2 separate regions of the Homo sapiens genome follow, and region 2 is linked to region 1. A link is a contact called in ENCODE Hi-C or POLR2A ChIA-PET data. All regions are on one chromosome and are shown on one strand. Each heading gives the region's core, a stretch centred on a gene start or an enhancer-like site at or near the end of the contact. The rest is flanking DNA. Distances are from core to core; before and after follow the strand shown. Region 1 holds the start of SPTAN1 (spectrin alpha, non-erythrocytic 1). Region 2 holds the start of SURF4 (surfeit 4).

Region 1 (7,181 bases), core at 3,502-6,001:
AGTGAAGCTGAAAGGAGTCTCTATTAAAAACAAAGCATTGGGATTGCCATTCTTTCAGCAAGTTGAATGCACTGGATGTAAGAGACATTTGGAATACTACAAAATGAATTCTGATTCTCAGGCAGGACACCACTAGACATACAGTTTTGCAAGAAAGGGATTTTTAGGGACTAACAGGATGAACGGGTCGTTTGGTCATTTGGTTATGGAAAAATTCATAAACATCACCCAAAGCAAAAGATCATAGAAACCATTCATCAGTTGCTTTTGTTGCTTAGTCAGAACCCAAATGTGCAGAACCAACAATGTCTTTTTTCCGTGGCTTAGGATGCCAGCCTATTACCAAATTTCAGATTTGCAAAGCAAGAGAACTATATCCATGGATGTGGAAGGGCTTCCCTAAGAACAAACCACCAAAGAATTGATTAGCACTCATAAAATTGTATACCAGTTGATTCTCAGATCAAACAAAATTAACTCAAAACCAGCTTAGCTGCAGATTTTAGTGGCAGATTTGATGGTAAGCAGAGAGGTCAATAATACATAAAGGATGACTGAACACCATAAATAAAAACAACAAATATTTTTGCTTAAACCACATTCCAATCAGGATTGTGGATCAGCATGTCAGCCTTCAAACTGATTAATTCATTTCAACTTGTTAGCGCAATTTTGCAGAGGTGAGCAGGGACTTAGCTTTAAGAAAGCAAAAGATTCATACTGCATTGCATCAAAATCCAGAAATGCAGAGCAATATTGAGAAAACTTACTTCTGATTGCTTCCCAAATACTATCTTGCTGCTACTTACCTTTTAACCTGCAAAATTCAGATGAGAGGTATTTAAGTTCCTTATTGTTACTATGACTCAAAACAGGAAATGGTTATAATGTGGCCCATTTTTATAAACCTCATTTAAGTAAATAACTCATCTGATTTATAAAAAGGCCTGCCTTGGATTTATCACCTATAAACACTAGAAATTTCCAATGTTTATATTTTTTATTTTGGGATATCAAGATACTAAATTTTTTTTTTGTGAAAAAGGTCCGACTTAGAAAACAAAGACTGTACACAAAGAAAACATATAAAGAGAGCTGTTTTTTAATTTTTTTTTTTGAGACAGAGTCTCGCACTGTCACCTGGGCTGGAGTGCAATGGTGCAATCTCGGCTCATTGCAACCTCCAACTCCTCGGTTAAAGCGATTCTCCTGCCTCAGCTTCCCAAGTAGCTGGGATTACAGGGGCCCACCACAACACCCGGCTAATTTTTTGTATTTTTAGTAGAGATGGGGTTTCACTATGTTGGCCAGGCTGGTCTTGAACTCCTGACCAAGTGATCCACCCACCTTAGCCTCCCAAAGCGCTGGGATTACAGGCATGAGCCACCGCACCCAGCCCGAGAGCTATTTTTTAAACATGAAAAGGTAAGCTCTATTATAGAAATTGTGGTGGAAGAAGTCAATGCAACAGGAAACAAACCCAAGTTTACAATATTTGTCAAATTTTAAAAACACAATTTTTACTATGTATTTTCAGATTATTTTCTCCAAATATCTAGGATAATATGTTTAGTCCCTTGGTTCTTAAAAACCAAGTAGCCACCAATAAAAAGTCAGCAAACACTACATGCAAACACCAGAATGGTGGTAAGAAATTAATATATTCATGCCTTAAAGAGAAAGAGAGGGAGGTTAAAAAAAAAAAAAAAAAAAAAAAGGCTTTGCAAATTTTCAAGTAAATTTACTAATACTTCTGATAATTTAACACCAAAAAACCCCAAACAAATCCTAACCAATTTGTTTAACAGAAACGTCATGCAGGCAGGGTTTTTTTCCCCCTTTCTTTGGATCATTCAACCTCTTTGACACGAATATGCCTTCACTGCAAGCCAGGCAAAACCAAAAAGGCAACCCGTTTTCTGCATGCTCGTCAAATACCTGGACTCTGCGTTTACGAAACGATGACAACATGATGGAGGAATGTGGAGTCTAAAGAGGGAGGGGGAAGAGCAAGATAACAAGCTTCTAAGGGCAAACGGAACAAAATCATGAAGAAAACAGATTATTTAAAAAATATGAATACAGATTAAAAATCCAATTTCAGATATTTTTTCAGTGTCTTCTCTCTGACATTCTGTATAGCGTCTAAATCCCACAAGGGATTTAAAATGTGGAAGGAGAACCAAGGTTCCCAGGTCTTGGCAGTTACTTTCTAGATATGCTGCCCTGGTCAAGTCTCATTCTCCTTGGGGCCTCAATTTCCCCACTTGTTAAAGTAATAATACCGAATATACTTTTTCAAACTAAACATGCCTTCCTCCTGAGGATCCCAGGACAAGATGATTCCTAAATCCCCTTCCATTCAGCAATAAAAGAGCATGACTTCATGAAATTGCCACAAAGTAGAACTCAAGCCACAAAGATCTGACTTGGGCCTAGTTTGCCAGTACACTTACTTTACAAAATACTATTTCCTGTTCAAAATTGGTACAAGAGGAATATGCAAAAAAGGTGGAAGAGAGGTGATGGTTTGCAGCACAGCTGCTCCAGTCAAGTGGCCCCCAGTGATGAGCTATGCAGTCCTCCTCCTCCTCCGCATTCCTGGAGTCAGCATTTGCCACTAGGGCGTTGCATTCTTCTACAGTACAGCCGCAGCTGATATGCTGCAACAGATGAGTGCGTAACTAGTGGGATCCCTGCATAGCCCACGGAGGACTGATTACAAAGGCAGGCCAGCCTTGAACACACTTGTCCATTCTTAGTGTAGATTCAGCAGTGACAGGACATGGGGGACTATTCCTGAGATCCACTTTTCAGGATCTGCAGTTGACCCCCAACTTTGGATGAAGGCAGGTAAGAAAAAGCAGAAAAAATTCTAACCCAGGGAACCAAAAGACATACTTAAAACAGCTCTCCCCATGTGCACCTCTTCATCATATTGCTTGACAGGCTTACACTGCAGCCTGTGACATACCAGATTTCTCCAATTATTAGATGACTACAAAACACACTGCCAAGACCAAAGCATATCAGAGAATCAGTTACTAGGCTGATGGTTTGCCATAAGAACTGCTTCACACTTGTCCAGGATGAAGCAAAAATCCTCCTTTCCAGTCTCTCCATCAAGGTCCCTGGATAACAGTTAACACACTTTGAGGGTCCCTTTGAGTAATTATTGGCCCAGTTACTAAAAAAGGCTTATTGTTAATTTCCTGCACAGAGGCCTTTACTGCAGCACTTTTTTTTTCCTCCGCAGCACATTCAATTTGACCTTTCAAAATCTAAGACATTAGTTAGCTGCAATGAAAGGGAAAATAAACGACTAGTTAAGGAGTCGGAACCTTGACTCAATGGCTTCATATAGCTGAGTGTTCCTCCTGCTATTTCCAAGATTTTCTGTTTCCTGGCTCCAAGACACCCCCACCCTTCCATCTTTGATACATTCTGTTTTACTTAAGGCCAATTGCTATGACGACGCAATTTCTCAACACATTATGAAAATACTTCATATGGCCTCTCTCCTGTTCTTCCCGAACAGCCATGATGGTAAGTTTTTCTAAAATAACATGATGAAGACAGAACAAAGGGCTTAAATATTTTAGGATCTATTATATAAAAGAGATCTGATTAGATGTTGGAACAGTTCAAGCATCATCTCAACCCAGCTTTCTGAGCTATTTAGGCTTTTCATTTAAAACATATTCAACTTTTAACAAGGCGCTTATTTAAAATATATTTTACTCTAGTACATCAGAGACTTTTGAAAGCGATGTTCTAGGGGAAGCGTCTAATCAAATTCTCAGGGACAGCTTTCAAACAAAAGACTGTTCTATCATTCAACAGTGGTATGGTAGAATTTTTGACACTGTATCTCGACTCGAAAGACCCAGTCCCAGGAAACACACACACAAACAAGAACGCTAAGCTATTAAGTTATTTGATTTGAGCCACATACCATGCAAGCACTGCATTTACCTATTATTTACAAGCAAATCACAACTAGGAAGAAAGAAAAATGTTTATTACAAGGAAAGAAAAGGAGACGGCCAGTCTCAGACCCTTCTGCGTTCAGAGAGACGGCAGAGATTCGCCATGCAGGATGAAATTAAGGTCAGAGAGCCGTTTACGCTATGCTCGGGCTCCCCGGGCTCTTCCTCCCTCTACGGCTGGCCGGCATTGCTGGTGCGATTCGGAAGAACGAGCTGCAGAAGTCGCTCCCGGCCGAGGGAAGGGACCGGGGGCGGTGCGGGGAGCGTTCTGCAGGGAGGCGGCTGGCGAAGATCCCGACGAGGGAGCCCCCACCCACCTGCCGCAGCCGGATGGGGCAGGGCAGGGCCGCGCCGCAGCCAGGCTTGGGGGTGGTTGGGAGGGACCCGGCGGCCTCGCGCCCCCTCCCCCCGTCAGTGACATTCCAGCGGCGGCGCCGAGCCTCGGCCCGGCTGCTCCTCCGCAGCCCACGCGCCACAAAAGCAGCGGCAGCGGCTTCCCCCACTCAGCCGAATGGAGGCAGCCCCGCGGCCCGCCCGGCTCACCTGTCCGCGCGCCGGCCCCGCCCCGCCTGAAGAGCTGCCCAGCTCCCACCCGGGGGTCGGCTGCCCGGGGCCCCGCTCCCTCCCGGAGCTCCCCGGCTGCCCCTCTCACCGGCTCTCGGGGGGTGAGGGGCGTGGGTGCGTCGGGCCGAGGGGTGCTGAAGGACCGAGGAGCCTCCGCGGCCTCCGCTCCACACCGTTCACTCCGCAGCGGGTAGTGGCGGCGACGCGCGCGCCCCGCCTCTTTTATAAGCGGCTACGCGCGCTCCCGCGGCGGGCGGGCGCGAGCGCCGGGGGAAGCGCCCCGGCGCTGCGCGAGGGGTGGGGGAGCGCGCCGGCGGAGCAAAGGGGGCGGTGCTCCCGCCGGCTCGCCGCCCGACCGCCCGGCGGAAAGGGCCGAGCGATCCCGGAAGGAGCCGAAGCGACAATGCGGGGGAAGAGGTGAGCGAGGGGCGGGCCGCGGGAGGATGGGGAAATGGGGCGCGCGCAAGGGGTGAGGGGTGATGGTGCAGTGAGGTCACTGCCTACGCCCTGGCGGTAGAGACGCTCCCGCCTCACCTCCCTCCCCGCAGCTTGCGCCCCGCCACCGCCCGCCCTGCGGACAGTCGTCTGCATCGCACCACTCCGCCCTGGGAGCTCTTCCAGGACTGCGGAGAAGGGCGGGGCGGGGGTATCGCTGCAGTCTGGCTGGGGATGCTGCGCGCCCCGGCCGGAAAAACGCCCAGTCCCAAAGGGTGAGATCACCCGAGTGCGTCTCTTCCTGCTCACTTTCCCGAGGAGGAGGCTGGCGCTGGGGTCCCAAGTCAGCCTAATTCGGTGGGGGCTGGGGTCAAGAAGACGCGGATGATTTGGGGCCCCGGGTTTGAGGAGGTGGTGAGAGGAAAAGGCCAAATCCGAATCAGAAAAAAAATTAAGTCGACTAATTTGGGGCATAAAGCTGTCATTCTGGGATTTGGAGAGTTAATTTCTTATGTTCTTGGAGATTATGGGGGAGGAAACGGCAGCGGCAAAATAATAATTTCTTACATTCCTGCAACAAAAGCTTTCTCACAGGTCGCCAGTGGAATAGGCTACATTCATCCTATTTCATAAACAAGACATTAAGGTTCTTTCTGGCACAATTAATCGAACTTGCCTTGTGTACTAGGCACTATGCTAAGTATTTCGTGTTACCTTTTCATTTCTTAATCTTTGCAATAATTTTATGAGATGTTTTCCCATTTTACAAATGGGCACTCTTACATAATGCTCATGTAGGCTAAGTCTCTTGGCCCAGGTCAGGCAGCTACCAATTGGAAGAGCTAGGATTTACATCTCAGCAGTCAGAACCTTCCCTTTGCAACCGTATGTGTATTGCCTTCAAATAGGAAAGGGAGGCATTTTGATGCGGGTGGCTGCTGGGGTGCAGAAAGAGAAAAATAAGATTCTCAGAATTTCTGATACTTAAAGTCCTAGCAGTTTAAGGTCCTGGCTCTAAACTCTGTAGCCAGAAGCCCTGGATTAGGAAGCCCTTTCCCTATCCCCATTCCGGTGACAGCTGGGCCGCAGCCACTGGGAGTAACACCCAGATCATTCCTGTGCAGTCAGGCAGACGGGGAGCTCTGCAGCTTAGGAAGGCTTCAGCCTCCTGGTTACCAAGCAGCTCTCCTCTTTAAATAAATATAAAGTCATTGGACACTGCACCAGAATCTGGGCCCAGACCTGGCCCTGAGCTTCCTGGCCCTCTGCAGTTTGGCTTCTTTCCCCGTGCCTGGGACCTGCAATACGGTTTCTAAGCTGTCCTGGCTGTAGCCATGATACTGAGGAAAAATTTCCCTACCCACTCACTCCATTGGAGTGGAGAGAAAAGCAGTGACCACACCCCAGAAGCTGCTTTAGAGAATCTGTGTAGGAGAAACGTAGGAGCTGAGAGGCATTTCCTGCAATCTTCTATGTAGAGAAAACAGCGCTGAGCAACTCCTCCCTGGAGTGTGCATTTCTGAGAACAGCTGATGGTATCCGTGGCCTCTTCTCCAGCAGGTTGCAGTAAAATGTTTGATCAGATATTCAGCTCTGGGTACAAAATGGCTAACACAATTGTAGCTCCCTAAAATTTCCAAGACCTTCTGCTCCAGCAAAGAAAGCACCTTGGGACTGAGGGGCAGGAGCTGTTCAAAAGGGAGGGTTTTTCTATTAAATCACCCTGGCCCCATAGTGAACTGGGGGTTCTGCTGCTTTTGCTGGATGCAAAATGGAGACCTAAGAGAGAGCTCTGTATTGATAGAGAAACTAAAATCTTATTTGATTCTTTGTGTGATCTGAGACATGACCAAGAAACAGTATCCCCAGCGCTCTCCACCTCCCACCCACTCACCCTGCCTTCTCTGCACTTGGCACTTGAAACCAGCCATTCTTCACTGTTCTGTTGTCTGCCTACCTCACCTCCCACCAGTTTCACCATATGCCTAACACCCTAGTAGGTGTGGAAAGCTGGGGGAAAAAACAACAACAGAAAAAGCACAGGACAGTGTAACGACTTTGTAACCAATCAACTCCATGTTCTCAGTCACACCTCTCCTGGCCTCCTAAAAAGCAGAGGGTTGGACTGAATTCTCAACTCCTTTTTCTAGTTTCAGCAATCCTCAGAAGGTTTGATAGGCACCCTAAGCTTAA
Region 2 (7,181 bases), core at 4,682-7,181, 4.8 Mb before region 1:
TTTGCTCAAAAGACTTATGAATGAAGTACTCTTATAATGGGGTGAATGCAGACCATCATGTAAAGTTAGTGAATTGTTCCCAGATCTATGGAGAGACCTGAGATGCCAGTGGCACTGTCCCGTGGAATCCAGGGCAAAGACACTGAGTGAGCCTTCCTGTCTTCCTTTCCTCCTGTCCTAGGGGGCATATGAGGAGGTGAAGTTGGCCAAAACATGGAAAGACTTGAAAATGTTACATTGTGGCCGGGCACAGTGGCTCACGCCTGAAATCCCAGCACTTAGGGAGGCCGAGGCAGGCGGATCACCTGAGGTTGGGAGTTCGAGACCAGCCTGACCAATATGGAGAAACCCTGTCTCTACTAAAAATACAAAATTAGCCGGGCGTGGTGGCACATGCCTGTAATCCCAGCTACTTCGGAGGCTGAGGCAGGAGAATCACTTGAACCTGGGAGAAGGGGGTTGCAGTGTGCCGAGATCACGCCATTGTACTCCAGCCTGGGCAACAAGAGTGAGACTCCGTCTCAAAAAAAAAAAAAAAAAGCGGCTGGGTGGGGTGGCTCACGCCTGTAATCCCAGCACTTTGGGAGGCCGAGGCAGGCGGATCATCTGAGGTCGGGAGTTCGAGACCAGCCTGACCATCCTCTCCATGTTGATGGAGAAACCCCGTCTACTAAAAATACAAAATTAGCTGGATGTGGTGGCACGTGCCTGTAATCCCAGCCACTCAGGAAGGCTGAGGCAGGAAAATCGCTTGAATCCGGGAGGCAGAGGTTACAGTGAGCTGAGATCACACCACTGTACTCCAGCCTGGGCAACAAGAGCAAAACTCCATCTCAAAAAAAAAAAAAAAAAAAAAAAAGTTACATCGTATGACCCAGAAATCTCACTCCTAGGAATTTTTCCTAAGGAAATCATGGATGCTAAACAAAACAAAACAAAACAAAACAAAAAAACAAACAAAACCATAATGCCATAAGCATCTTTATCAGAGCTGTTTACACAAAGTGAAAAATTGAGAACAAGCTCAATGCTCAGCCCATGTGATAGGGATGGCTTGGGTTAGTTACAGCACATCAAGCAAGACGGGAGGCCACACAGTTGCCAGAGCCAAGAGAGGAGGAGGCTGTGGGAATGACATGAAACTATGTTTGCAATATAAAAAGGATGCTATCAACTTTAACGATACCATTCTCCTGAATCCAAAAAAGTTTACAAACGCTTAGGAAAAAAGACTGGAAGAACCCATAAACTCCTACCTACACTCTCTTTCCCCAATTTTTATTTAGAAATAATTGGGTGATATTTTTATTTTTAATTTAATTAATTAATTAATTAATTTAGACAGAGTCTCGCTGTGTCACCCAGGCTGGAGTGCAGTGGCGCAATCTCGACTCACTGCAACCTCCGCCGCCCGGGTTCAAGCAATTCTCCCGCGTCAGCTCCCAAGTAGCTGGGACTATAGGCACCCACCACCATGCTCAGCTAATTTTTGTATTTTTAGTAGAGATGGGGTTTCACCATGTTGGCCAGGCTGCTCTCAAACTTCTGACCTCAAGGGATCTGCCTGCCTCGGCCTCCCAAAATGCTGCGATTACAGGGATGAGCCACCATGCCTAGTCATGGCTGACATTTTTAAAAGCTCCTCAGGCCGGACGCGGTGGCTCATGCCTGTAATCCCAGCACTTTGGGAGGCCGAGGCGGGCGGACTGCCTGAGCTCAGGAGTTCCAGGAGTTCGAGACCAGCCTGGGCAACACGGTGAAACCCTGTCTCTACTAAAATACAAAAAATTAGCCGGGCGTGGCAGCGTGTGCCTGTAGTCCCAGCTACTTGGGAGGCTGAGGCAGGAAAATTGCTTGAACCCAGGAGGCAGAGGTTGCAGTGAGCTGAGATCACACCACTGCACTCTAGCCTTGGCGACAGAGCAAGACTCCATCTCCAAACAAAAAAAAAAGCTCCTTAACTGCTCAGAGGGCAGTCAGCCACACTGCCCCAGTGGCTTGTGAGACAAGGGGGCCAACCCCACAGCCAGCCAGCAAGGGAGCAGGGCAGGGGCAAGGACTCCAGGCCCAGCCATACAGGGTGAGACTGCGGAGCTGTACGGACTGAGGCCTGGCCCAGTAGCAGCTGCTGACAAGGCTCCTCCCGCTGTATGGCCAGCCCTGAACCTGCTGGGTCCCTGCCACCACCACAGAGAGGAGGGCATGCCAGGGACTCTTGCAGCAGCTTTCTCACCCTAGTCCCTCTGTTGATCTGGACCTCCCTGTCTCGGACACACAAAGGGCTGTCTTCCTGCAGGCCTACACCTCCCCATGCCCTGCTAGCCCTGGTGAGGAGTGTGGTGGAAGGGCTCAGGGCCTGGTGTGTGACCTTAGCCCTGTGTGACCTTGAGCCAGTCCCCATCCTCTCTGGGCCTGGCTCCCTTTTGGTAAAACTGGTGACCCAGCACTGGGTAGCACGGTGTCCCCCAGTGAGGTGGCCTGAATTCAAATCCTCTTGGAAATTGTGTGACCTTGCCTAGTCTGGCGCTGCATTGAGCCTCACTGTCTTTGGCTATAAACAGGGTCATTGTTTCTGCTTTACAGGGTTGACGGGAGATGAAGTGAGTCAGTGCCTGGCATACAGCACGTGATGCGTAAATGGTGGGAGGTGGTGGTGTTGGAGTAAAAATTAGCATTGCTTCCCCATCAAGGTGACAGAGCTTCACGCACCCCCACATCTACCCCAACCAGATTAGTCTCCGCAAGTGTCAGCAGCGAGGAATCCAGCTGCCGCATCAGGAAGCTTCTCCAACATGGGAAGAGCTTGTATTGGGGAAAATCACAGTCACAGAACCACCCGGCATGGGATGCACAGGCTTGGCCTCTTACCTGCTTTATCACATGCTTGACTTTGGTTTCCATTTCCTCCACCACCAGGTTCACCCCCAAGGCCCCAGGATTCAGCTGGTACAAAACCTATCAGCAAGGAAGAGAGAAGCTTTCAGGAAATGCACACAACTTTTCCCTTTCCAAAAGCCCAGCTCCAACTCCTTTTCTGGCCCTGCTAACTCCCCTGTCAGGCTGGCAGAGCAAGTGGCTCCACCCCATCTTGCAATAGAGGAAATGGCCCAAGGAGGGCAAGAAGCCTTTCAATGGCAGAACTCTGATCTCACCTATTTGGGGCCGATTCTGGAGCTCTTCTACAACCCTGTATCCCTCCCCCAACCTGCAATGAGGACCAGCTGGGCACTCAAGTGCAAGAACCTCCCAGAGAAAAAGGGCTTATTCACTCTCTATAGACCTCTGTGACCTCAACTTCCAGCATCCACCTCCCAACTGGTTTCCAACAAGAAAGTAACCAATCTTGTGACTGGTACAATCAGGAAGCCATTGTGTGCCTGGCATGGTGCCAAGCACTTCACAGCCACCCTTTGCAGTTGACACCATTGCTACCTCTGTGTTTACATTGGGGAAAACTGAGGCACAAGGAGCTAGGTCCTTGCCTGAGGCTATGTCACTAGAAAGCAGGACACTGCCTGGGGTAACTCTGGGGGTCTGATCTTAGAGCCTGTGATTTGAGCCAAATCTGGAGAGATGGCCACCAAGCCAGAACTCTGTGCAGAGACCAAGTGCTATGGGGCAGGGGGCTGGGCCGGGGATTGCTGGAGGCTGACATTCATCAGAGGATTGGGGGAGGGAGGGCAGGACCCAGAGGAGGAGATATGAGGATGGAAGCCTGAGCCTAGGGACTCTCGGAGCCCATAAAAGTCTTAGGAGTCTGTAATCCAGCCTTGTGAGCAGCCTGCTCATGACACTGGATATTCTAAGCCAGGGGTCCCCAACCTAGTCCGTGGCCTGTTAGGAACCAGGCTGCACAGCAGGAGGTGAGCAGCAGGCAGTGGAGCAAAGCTTCATCTGTATTTACAGCCGCTCCCCATGGCTCGCATTACCACCCAAGCTCCACCTCCTGTCAGCTCAGCAGCAGCATTAGATTCTCATGGGAGTGTGAACCCTATTGTGAACAGTGCATGTGAGGGATCCAGGTTGCATGCTCCTTATGAGAAACAAATGCCTGATGATCCGTCACTGTCTCCCATCATCCCGAGAGGATGGTCTAGTTGCAAGAAAACAAGCTCAGGGCTCCCACTGATTCTACATTATGGTGAGTTGTGTAATTATTTCATTATGTATTACAACATAATAATAGAAATGAACTGCACACTAAGTGTAATGTGCTTGAATCATCCCAAAACCATCCTCCCGCCTCCATCTGTGGAAAAATTGTCTTCCACAAAACTGGTCCCTTGTGCCAAAAAGGTTGGGGACTGCTATTTTTTTTTTTCTTTCTGAGACAGAGTTTTGCTCTTGTTGCCCAGGCTGGAGTCCAATGGCGCTATCTTGGCTCACCACAACCTCTGCCTCCTGGGTTCAAGCGATTCTCCAGCCTCAGCCTCCCGAGTAGCTGTGATTACAGGCATGCGCCACCACACCTGGCTAATTTTGTATTTTTAGTAGAGACAGTTTCTCCATGTTGGTCAGGCTGGTCTTGAACTCCCGATCTCAGGTGATCCGCCCGCCTTGGCCTCCCAAAGTGTTGGGGATTACAGGCGTGAGCCACCGAGCCCGGCCAGGGACTGCTGTTCTAAGCCACAGCGGGCTGAGGGCAGAGCTGGTGTGAGAGCGTTCAAGCTTAGGCAGCAAATTAAACAGTAAAATGGAGCCGTATCTCGAATCAAGTCTATTTTTTTTTCCAAAAGCAGGTATATTCCTGAAACGTCTATTTTTTTTTAATCTGAAAAACAACTTTACTTTAAAAATTATCTGGCCACCAGAAGCTCATCTGCTTCACCTCTGGCAACGCCCTATAGTCCTCTCACACAAAGACAATTCTTCCAAAGTGACAAAAATCTAACCCGCAAACTGTTTCCAAGCGAATGCATTTTTCACAAATGCTGAATCTAACATTTAATAAAGTGTATATATCATGTATAGAAGCATTTAATTAAACATTTACTTTTATTTTGCAGCTTTCCTTTTGTGTTTTGTGAATTTTTTAGGTCTCAAACATTTTCACAGACCCACGCTGCAGGGGTGTTTTTAGGGGACTGGGGGCTCCCAATTATGTACTCGGGATGTTCCCGGGGGTCCTGCCTCGGTGGACCCAAGCGCACAGACCCCAGGCACGAAGGATAGAGGAGCTGCCCCACGCCCTCAAATACTCAGCCAGGGCTGGAGAATCCTTAGTCAATTCACAAAGGGGGAAACTGAGTGGCAAAGGGCACCCAGGAGGTCACCGTTGGAGGCCCCCCGGGTTCAACCTAGGAGCTGCAGGCCGACACTGGCCAGGGCGCGGGCCCCTCGCCGCCCTCGGTCGGAACCGCCGGCCGTAGCTCCAGGGTTGCGACCGTTACCCCACGGAGCTCCCGCCTCCCCGCAGGGAACACTCGGCACCTGGTACTTCTCCATGGGCTCTCCGGGGGACCCTGGGCCTCGCTCCCCCTGCGTGGGGCGCCTGCGATTGGACCCTGGCCCAAGCATGATCAGTAGCGACCGCGTACGGGCGAGCGTCCACCCCTGGCCCCACCCCGCGTGGGTCAGTGGGACCCGCGGGATCCTCCCCGCCCGAACGGCGCCCTCGAGGCACTCAGGCGTCCCTCCCGCGCGCTGGCCCCAGACCCCCAGGTCCCCGCCCCCTTAAAAGGGACGCGTTCCGCCGGGCCGGGAGGGACCGCAGGGCCTGCGCGCGGCGGGCGGGGCCTCCAGCGTGAGAGGCGTGGCGTCGAGCGCGGCGGGCGTGGCTTCGAGCGGATGGGTCGGGAGGCTGGGGATGGCGCGTGGCCCCTTTAAGACGCACCGGGGCGGGCCCGGGCGGCGCGCGGCCCCTTTAAGGCTTGGCCTACGTGGCAGCCGCTGGAGCCGCAGCCGACGCGGAGCGAGGCCGGCCGCCGGGCACTTCCTGTGGAGGCCGCAGCGGGTGCGGGCGCCGACGGGCGAGAGCCAGCGAGCGAGCGAGCGAGCCGAGCCGAGCCTCCCGCCGTCGCCATGGGCCAGAACGACCTGATGGGCACGGCCGAGGACTTCGCCGACCAGGTGCGGCCTGCGGGCTCCTCCCCCGGCCCCGGTCCCGACCCAGGCCGCCCGGGCCGCTCCGGAGTCGGCCTCCCAGCGCAGGGCGCCAGGCCCGGGCCGCCCCCTGACTCCTTGTTCCCACAGGGGGACCCCCCCGCCCGGGCCCTCTGTCCCGGCTGGACAGCCCCAAACCCGGCCTCCGGGCCCAGTCTCCCCTGCCCGCTGGGCCGCTCCCGGAGCCCGGGCCTCGGCGCCCTGCCTGGCTAGCCGCCCCCACCCTCCAGCCAGCCCGGGGCGCGGGCTGTGGGGGTTTCTTCCCGGGCCGGCGGCGCGAGTCCTGGCGTTGGGTCGGGTCTGAGGCTCGCGGGGAGCGCCTCGGCGTTTGGAGCTGCTGGGGGGTCCCCGCACGTTTTTCCTCTCACTGGGGCTCCCGGAGGCGGGCTGGGAGCTCGGGGACGAACGGGGGCCGGGGGTCCTCCCAGAGGAAAGGGGGCGCGCTGGCGTGCGCCCCAGCTACAGGAAGCCACAGCACCTTTTCCTTTTCTCTTTCCCAGATGTGCTGGACTCTTGGGGTCCCTTTGACCCTGTCTGCGTCTCCCTCCCCGTTTGGACTCTGCCCTGGGCTGGATTGAGTGGGGACCTGTACACAGCCTGGGAGGAGGGGAAGCCTATCTCCCTGATAGTCTCCTTCCAGAAGTGTCCAGGTGGCATTCTGAGCAACAGGGAAGCCTTTGAAACAGGCGGTTGGGTAACTGTTGAGAGCATTCGGGAACTGGGTGGACAGGATCCGATCCTACAAAGTGAAGGGACACAACTCCCTTCCCTCTTTCTTGATTAAGCTTGACAGAACAAAAAAACAAAAACAAAAGGTGGTGGTGGTTACGCAGATTTATGCCTTTTACTTCTAAAAGAATCCCGTTATGTCGACAAATTAACAGCCTTATCCCCGCAGGGAGAGCCTTGTGTGGCCCACTTGCCGTTTTTTCCTCGGTTTACTTAATGTGTTCGTGTGGCTTTGCTAGAGTTTTAAGTAGTGATGGTTAAATTTTTAAATTTTTCTGGAGGTGGTAGTGAGTCATCAAACTCTGAGGCCTAGACTTATCGGAAGGCTTGTATATGTGTGGTTTAAAAAA

What was found. A loop is a pair of places that touch in the nucleus more often than their neighbours do. ChIA-PET counts read pairs that join two places held with the same protein, here RNA polymerase II (POLR2A). Pooled maps may share reads with other maps.
Region 2: a loop to region 1 is called in a pooled map, with 4 times the contacts of the local background. The contact joins the promoter of SURF4 here to the promoter of SPTAN1 in region 1. A Hi-C loop is called at or near these places in 5 of 50 pooled maps. POLR2A ChIA-PET finds 5 or more read pairs at or near these places in 2 of 52 experiments (CD4-positive, alpha-beta T cell and activated CD4-positive, alpha-beta T cell).

Annotation. Positions count from the first base shown.
Region 1 is chr9:128,550,157-128,557,337 of GRCh38, reverse strand. SPTAN1 (spectrin alpha, non-erythrocytic 1) reads right to left here and starts at 4,751. Exons shown (of 57, transcript NM_001130438.3): 1 at 4,642-4,751. LOC101929270 (a long non-coding RNA gene) reads left to right here and starts at 4,925. Exons shown (of 4, transcript NR_188457.1): 1 at 4,925-4,970. RefSeq lists an enhancer at 1,803-2,302 and silencers at 2,494-2,788, 4,338-5,107.
Region 2 is chr9:133,374,810-133,381,990 of GRCh38, reverse strand. SURF4 (surfeit 4) reads left to right here and starts at 5,931. Exons shown (of 6, transcript NM_033161.4): 1 at 5,931-6,069. The coding sequence starts at 6,022. It overlaps STKLD1 (serine/threonine kinase like domain containing 1), which reads right to left and starts at 5,625. Exons shown (of 18, transcript NM_153710.5): 1 at 5,431-5,625; 2 at 2,869-2,955. The coding sequence starts at 5,517. RefSeq lists silencers at 5,387-5,886, 5,977-6,216, 6,227-6,506.